Regions from separate parts of the Mus musculus genome. Here region 1 is linked to region 2. The links are chromatin contacts, found by Hi-C or POLR2A ChIA-PET in ENCODE. All regions are on one chromosome and are shown on one strand. The core of a region is the stretch at or near the end of the contact, and the rest is flanking DNA. Distances in the headings are between cores, read along the strand shown. Region 1 has its middle 5.8 kb from the start of Gm32059. Region 2 holds the start of Nop53 (NOP53 ribosome biogenesis factor).

Region 1 (2,912 bases), core at 125-2,624, 110 kb before region 2:
GAACTCCCCTTCTCCCTGAGTGGTTGCAAAAGCTGTTGTGTCACTTTGCGGTTTCCTTGTTTATTGCAGTGACTTCCTGTCCCACTGTGGGCCAGGATCATAGCTGATTTCAGAGTTTTTCATTGTTGGCCAGCTAGGTTGCATCTGCTTTTTAAAACATAGTCATGGTTTTTGTTTTATTTTGTTTTAGGAATGTTTACAAAAACGTGCGCCTCAGTTTCTTGACTGGCCTTTATTAAGGAAGCTGACAGAAACCCCAAAAGGATTCTTCAGATCCAAAATCCCCTCATTAGCGTTTCGGTACTCTAAGAGCTGTCAGCCGCCGGCCCCGCCCTCCGAGGCCACGCCTCCGAAGCCCACCCGCTCGGGCCGATTCAAATGCAGCCAATAGAAGCGTGTAAACAAACATAAGCCACACCCACTACACGAATAATTTCGAGCACCAGGGCGCGAAGCCTATTTTATCTTGTGTGTGGGGGGTAGAGGTGGGGCGGAGCTGTGGCCACGCCCCCACATGCGGCCAATCAAAGGCCAGACTCCGCCCCTCGCACTTGCGGTGCTGAGGACCCCAGGCCGGGCTGGGCTAATCGCTGCCTGATTTTGCTGCCGGATTACAGCGCTCCGGTCTTGGCTGTCCTCAGAAGGGGTACCTTATGGCCACAGTGGAAGGGTATAGCTAGAGGACAGAGACTACGAAGGAATCCCCTTCTCTTCCTCCTCCTGGCCACCAAGACCCGGGCCCTTGGAAGTCTCGTAAAAACTTTCTCTTCTCACCCTTATTTAAAGCAACCTGGAAAGGCAGGAGTGTTTCAGGACGGGAGTCAGGCTTTGGTTGTTGAAGTGTTATATGCAAAAGAAAAAATGCACCAATCGTGTGCCATCAGTTTCTCGGATAATGAAACAATTGGGGCGCAAAGTTTGAAGCTTCCATTGCCTGACAGGAGCCGCGGGGAAGTGTTTCTACTTTCAGTGGAGGAAGCCATTTATTTAAAATCCGGAGGTGGGGAGGTGGAAGAGGGGCTGACGAGGTGGCTCAGTGAATAATGGCGCTTGCCACCAAAACTTGATCTGAAATTTATCTCCAGAAACCACGTGTTGGAAGGAGAGAAACATACACACACTGAAAAATAGAACTGGAGATGTGGTGCAGTTGGTACTTAATCTACTATCTAAGAAGCCCTGGTTTTCACAGCACCATCCAGGCGTGGTGGTTAAAGCTGTAATCCCGGAAGGTGGAGGCTGGGGGGTCAGGAGAGTTCCAGGTCCGCCCTAGGCTACAGAGCAAGACTGAAGCCCACCTAGGCTATTAAGCGGATGCTATTGACACCGTCTGTAGACAGATGGCGCTGACGAGGTTCTCCAGGGTAGGAGCTGGGCTGTAGTGAGCTGAGTTTCTGAAAGGCTCAGGGCTCTGATAAGAGCTAAGGCATATGCAGAAATGTGCGGAAAAAGGCTGGAGGAGGGTTCAGAGGACAAGATGATGTCAGGCCCTTCGGGCAAGGCAGTTCTCCAATATCTGGCCTTGTCCACAGCAAGAACACGGGGCTTCTACCTTTTCTTTTCCACTATACTATCATAATTAAAACTGTCAGCCTAGCCTGGTGGTGCAGGTCTGTCATCACTGCAGCTAAGGAAGCTGAGGCAGGAGGATAGCAAGTTCAAGCCCTGAACTTTAGCAACTTAGACCCTGTCAATATAAGAAGTGAAAAAGAAGGCTAGGGATGGTGACTTGCTGTGTGAGACCCTGGGTTTAACCTGCAAAAGAGGTTTGAAAGAAAGAAAGAAAGAAAGAAAGAAAGAAAGAAAGAAAGAAGCAGCAGCCATCTGAGCTCTTTTTTTATTTTTTATTTTTTGGTTTTTCGAGACAGGGTTTCTCTGTGTGGCCCTGGCTGTCCTGGAACTCACTTTGTAGACCAGGCTGGCCTCAAACTCACAAATCCGCCTGCCTCTGCCTACCGAGTGCTGGGATTAAAGGCGTGCGCCACCACTGCCCGGCACCATCTGAGCTCTTTAAAAAATATTATTTCTTCATCAAGTAAGGGTCTCATTATGCAGGCAGGCCTTGAACTCAAAAAGACCCACCTTCATCTGCCTCCCAAGTGCTAGAACTAAAGATGTGCTGGGTCATGTGTAGCCCAAGTGAGCCTTAGATTTGATATGTGATTGACTATTGTTGTTTTTGGAAATTGATTTTTATTTCGAACTATGGTATTCTTGTTTGAATATATACACGTTGAATTCCAGTGCCTAAGGAGGCTAAAAGAGGGTATCCATGCACTCTTCTGGGATTGGAATTAAAGGCTGTTGTAAGCTGACATGGATGCCGGGAACAGTCCCTGGGTCTTCTTGTAAGAGTAATTCAAAGTCTTAACCGCAGAGCTATGTCTCCAAGCGCTGATCCTAAACTTTTGATGCTCCTGAATACATTCAGAGTGTTGGGGTATAGGTGTGCAGCCCACTATGCCTAGTGTATGTGGACCTAGGATAAACTCTAGCAACTGAACTGTGTCACCAGCCCCACAGTGCTTTTTGAATACCTTGGGCTCTTGTCACTAGCTTGGAAGCCTGGATGGGCTTTCAGGGATGCTCAGGGAAAATAGCCATTTGATCTCCCAGGTCTGTGCCAGCTCTTGCTCAGCTTGGGGGCTGGCTTGTCTTGGCTCCTCCACACCCAGCCAAGGACTTCCAAGTAGCGTGTGTTTACAGCCCTCGCCTAAGCTAAGAGGTCTGGGGTATTCGTCATAGATAGTATCTTTCCAGCAAACCTTTGTTTTTGAGGCAAGGTCTTGTGTAGCCCAGGCTTTGAACTTGCTGGACATCAGAAGATGACTTTGAACCCTCAGCTAACCTTTCTTGTATACTAAGTGCTGAGTACCATCATAGGGGTAGAAGATATACCACAGTGCAGAAAG
Region 2 (2,700 bases), core at 154-2,653:
GCAATTCCATTGGCCTGCTTTCAGGGACCCAGCCAGTGCTTACATCATGACCTACGGCAGCCAGATGTACCAGTAGATGTAAGGACCCACCTGCCACCCCAGCTCTCTCTCTCTGATCTCCACCACCAATGTTCCCTCTCCTTCTCTGTCCCCTCTCTCTGCCCTCATGATTCTGCCCCCCATCTGTCTGCCTGTCTATCTGTCCACTTGTCTGCCTCTGTCCCTTCACCAAGTCCCACAGTACTCTTGCGTTCCCCCCAATAAACCTTTACACTAGGTCTGTTTTATGGTGTAACTTCTCAGGGGTACACCTTGGCCAGGCCCTCCAAAAATACTCCCTTGCCACATTATATTTCATAACGGCGTGTAAGCATATATGCCACCACAGCATACCTTGTGAAGGTCAAGAACAAACAGCTTGCAGGTATTGGCTTTTTCCAACATATGGGTTATGAGGATTAATCTGAGGCTTGGCAGCAACAGCCTTTCTCTACTGAGGTATCTTGGCAGCCCCACACCCAGCATCTTCTTTAATAAAAAGAGTTAAAGAAAATTTGACTGGACTCCGTCCCTTGGCAGTTACTATTTGGGAAGGAGGGGTGTCCTTCAATGGCATACACACTGGTCAGTTGCCTCTGATCTAGTAACTAACTCTTCACTCATTGCTGGTACAAAAAATCCTAGTAAATCCAGTACGTCACAAAACTACAAAGACACAAGGGAGGAGGGCATTTGGGGGAAAGAAGGGTAGTTCAGTAGGAGTGAGAAGGCAAAGGGAAGCAAAAATGGCAAGGCACGTATGAAACTGGTCTACAGAGTGAGTTCCAGGACAGCCAGGGTTATACAGAGAAACCCTCTCCCGAAAAACCAAACCAAGAAAGCAAGCAAGCAAGCAAGCAAACAAAAAACTTGTATAACTAACAAAATGGTTTGAGTAAAATTTTATGATACCGGGTAAGGTAAATTACTCAGAGTGAGAACCAAGAATCCACATAGCCTACTCCCTACCAACCCGAAATTGCAGGTCGAATCTCTGAATTCGAGGTCAGCCTGGTCTACAGAGTGAGTTAACAGACAGCTAGGCTACACAAAGAAACCCTGCCTTTTGTTGTTGTTGTTTTGTTTTTTCAAGACAGGGTTTCTCTGTGTAGCCCTGGCTGTCCTGGAACTCAGTCTGTAGACCAGGCTGGCCTCGAACTCAGAAATCCACCTGCCTCTGCCTCCCGAGTGCTGGGATTAAAGGCGTGCGTCACCACGCCCGGCTCGAACATTTTTAAAATAAGAAGAGACTGAACGTGATGATTTATCCTTTTGCCAAGACGTAAAACTCTCTATGTAAAAACTACGCTTTATCAAGATGGTCGCAAACAGGAAGTGCGTCATATTACGTCACTCGAGACGCGCACGTTCCAAACCGGATATCGGAGTTAGAGCGACTAAGCTCTTCCTTTAAGAAGATGGCTGCGGGTGGTAACAGGGACGGTGAGAAGCGCGGCTCGAGAAGCCAGGCGGACTCTGGCTTCCTGGGGCTGCGGCCGACCTCGGTGGATCCCGCTCTGAGGCGGCGGCGGCGGGGCCCCAGAAACAAGAAGCGCGGCTGGAGGAGGCTCGCCGAGGAGCCGCTGGGGTTAGAGGTCGACCAGTTCCTGGAAGACGTCCGGCTACAGGAGCGCACGACCGGGTACGTGGGGCGGGACTTCCGGTGGCGTGGCCGTGCGCTTTGCGACCTGGTGCTAGACGGACCGGGCATCCCGGCTCGGTGTGGGAGACCTATCAATAGTATCTTTAACAAATAAGCGTGCGAAAATCCCAACAAAGTTTAAGTTTTCCCCTAGTTTTTTTTAAAATTTGAAACAGGGCCTCACTATGTAGGACGACCTGGCACTCGGTATGTAGACAAGCCTGGCTCCGAACTCAAGTTTCCTCTGCCGCCGGAGTGCTGGCATTAAAACCTTTTGCTACAGAGTTTGAATTTCAAGTGAAAGAGAATAAAGTACGTTCACCCCATCGTGGTACATTTTAAATTCTGTGTGAAAGCTCCAGGTGTAGCCCATGGTTTGAGGAAGAGTTGGGATGGGCCCAAAAAGTTAGACCCCTAAGGGTCTGTTATCTTTCCAGCATTACTTTGGCAAATAGTCTGCATTTTTATCCTTCAGTGGCTTGTTGGCAGAGGCCCCAAACGAAAAGCTCTTCTTCGTGGACACAGGATTCAAGAGAAAAGGTGAGGAGTGCTCTTATGAAGTTGTGTGCTGGTGGTTCTCTGAGTCTTGCACCCGTGAGATCTGCATTGATGACATAATTTAAAGCAAAGCACACACACACACTCTCTCTCTCTTTCTCTCTCTCTCATTTTGGAAACAGTCTTGATCACAAGTTTGGAGGGGAGGGGGGATCGAGACAGGGTTTCTCTGTGTATCCCTGGCTGTCCTGGAACTCACTCTGTAGACCAGGCTGGCCTTGAACTCAGAAATCCACCTGTCCCTGCCTCCCCGAGTCAGTGCTGGGTGTGGTTCATCACCACAGTCTTACCATGTATACCATATTGGCCTCAAACTTAGATCTGCTTGCCTCTGCCTCCTGAGTGCTGGAAATAAAGGTATGCTTTACCACTGGAGACTAGAAGGGGCAGTCTTTAGTATAAAGAATTACTTTGAATGGCTTTGAAACAAGCTTGAGATGATTAAGAAAGGTGACCTGTTG

What was found. A loop is a pair of places that touch in the nucleus more often than their neighbours do. ChIA-PET counts read pairs that join two places held with the same protein, here RNA polymerase II (POLR2A).
Region 1: POLR2A ChIA-PET joins it to region 2 with 12 read pairs in Patski. The contact joins the enhancer-like site here to the promoter of Nop53 in region 2. A Hi-C loop is called at or near these places in 3 of 37 maps with a recorded cell type or tissue (gastrocnemius and heart). POLR2A ChIA-PET finds 5 or more read pairs at or near these places in 3 of 5 experiments (Patski and embryonic stem cell).

What each region holds. Positions count from the first base shown.
Region 1 is chr7:16,050,498-16,053,409 of GRCm38, reverse strand. No RefSeq gene overlaps it. Among named protein-coding and RNA genes, the nearest start is that of Gm32059, 5.8 kb to the right of the region's middle. Within about 2 kb of position 1,374, at least 1 of the 3 ENCODE cell types and tissues checked has a DNase peak (open chromatin) inside an H3K27ac peak, as active enhancers do; it is heart, where a contact is called at or near this core.
Region 2 is chr7:15,944,811-15,947,510 of GRCm38, reverse strand. Nop53 (NOP53 ribosome biogenesis factor) reads left to right here and starts at 1,403. Exons shown (of 13, transcript NM_133831.3): 1 at 1,403-1,681; 2 at 2,157-2,221. The coding sequence starts at 1,458. It overlaps Gm24576 (a long non-coding RNA gene), which reads right to left and starts at 1,418. Exons shown (of 2, transcript XR_391165.4): 1 at 1,211-1,418; 2 at 1-1,050. It also overlaps a transcript of Ehd2 not described here.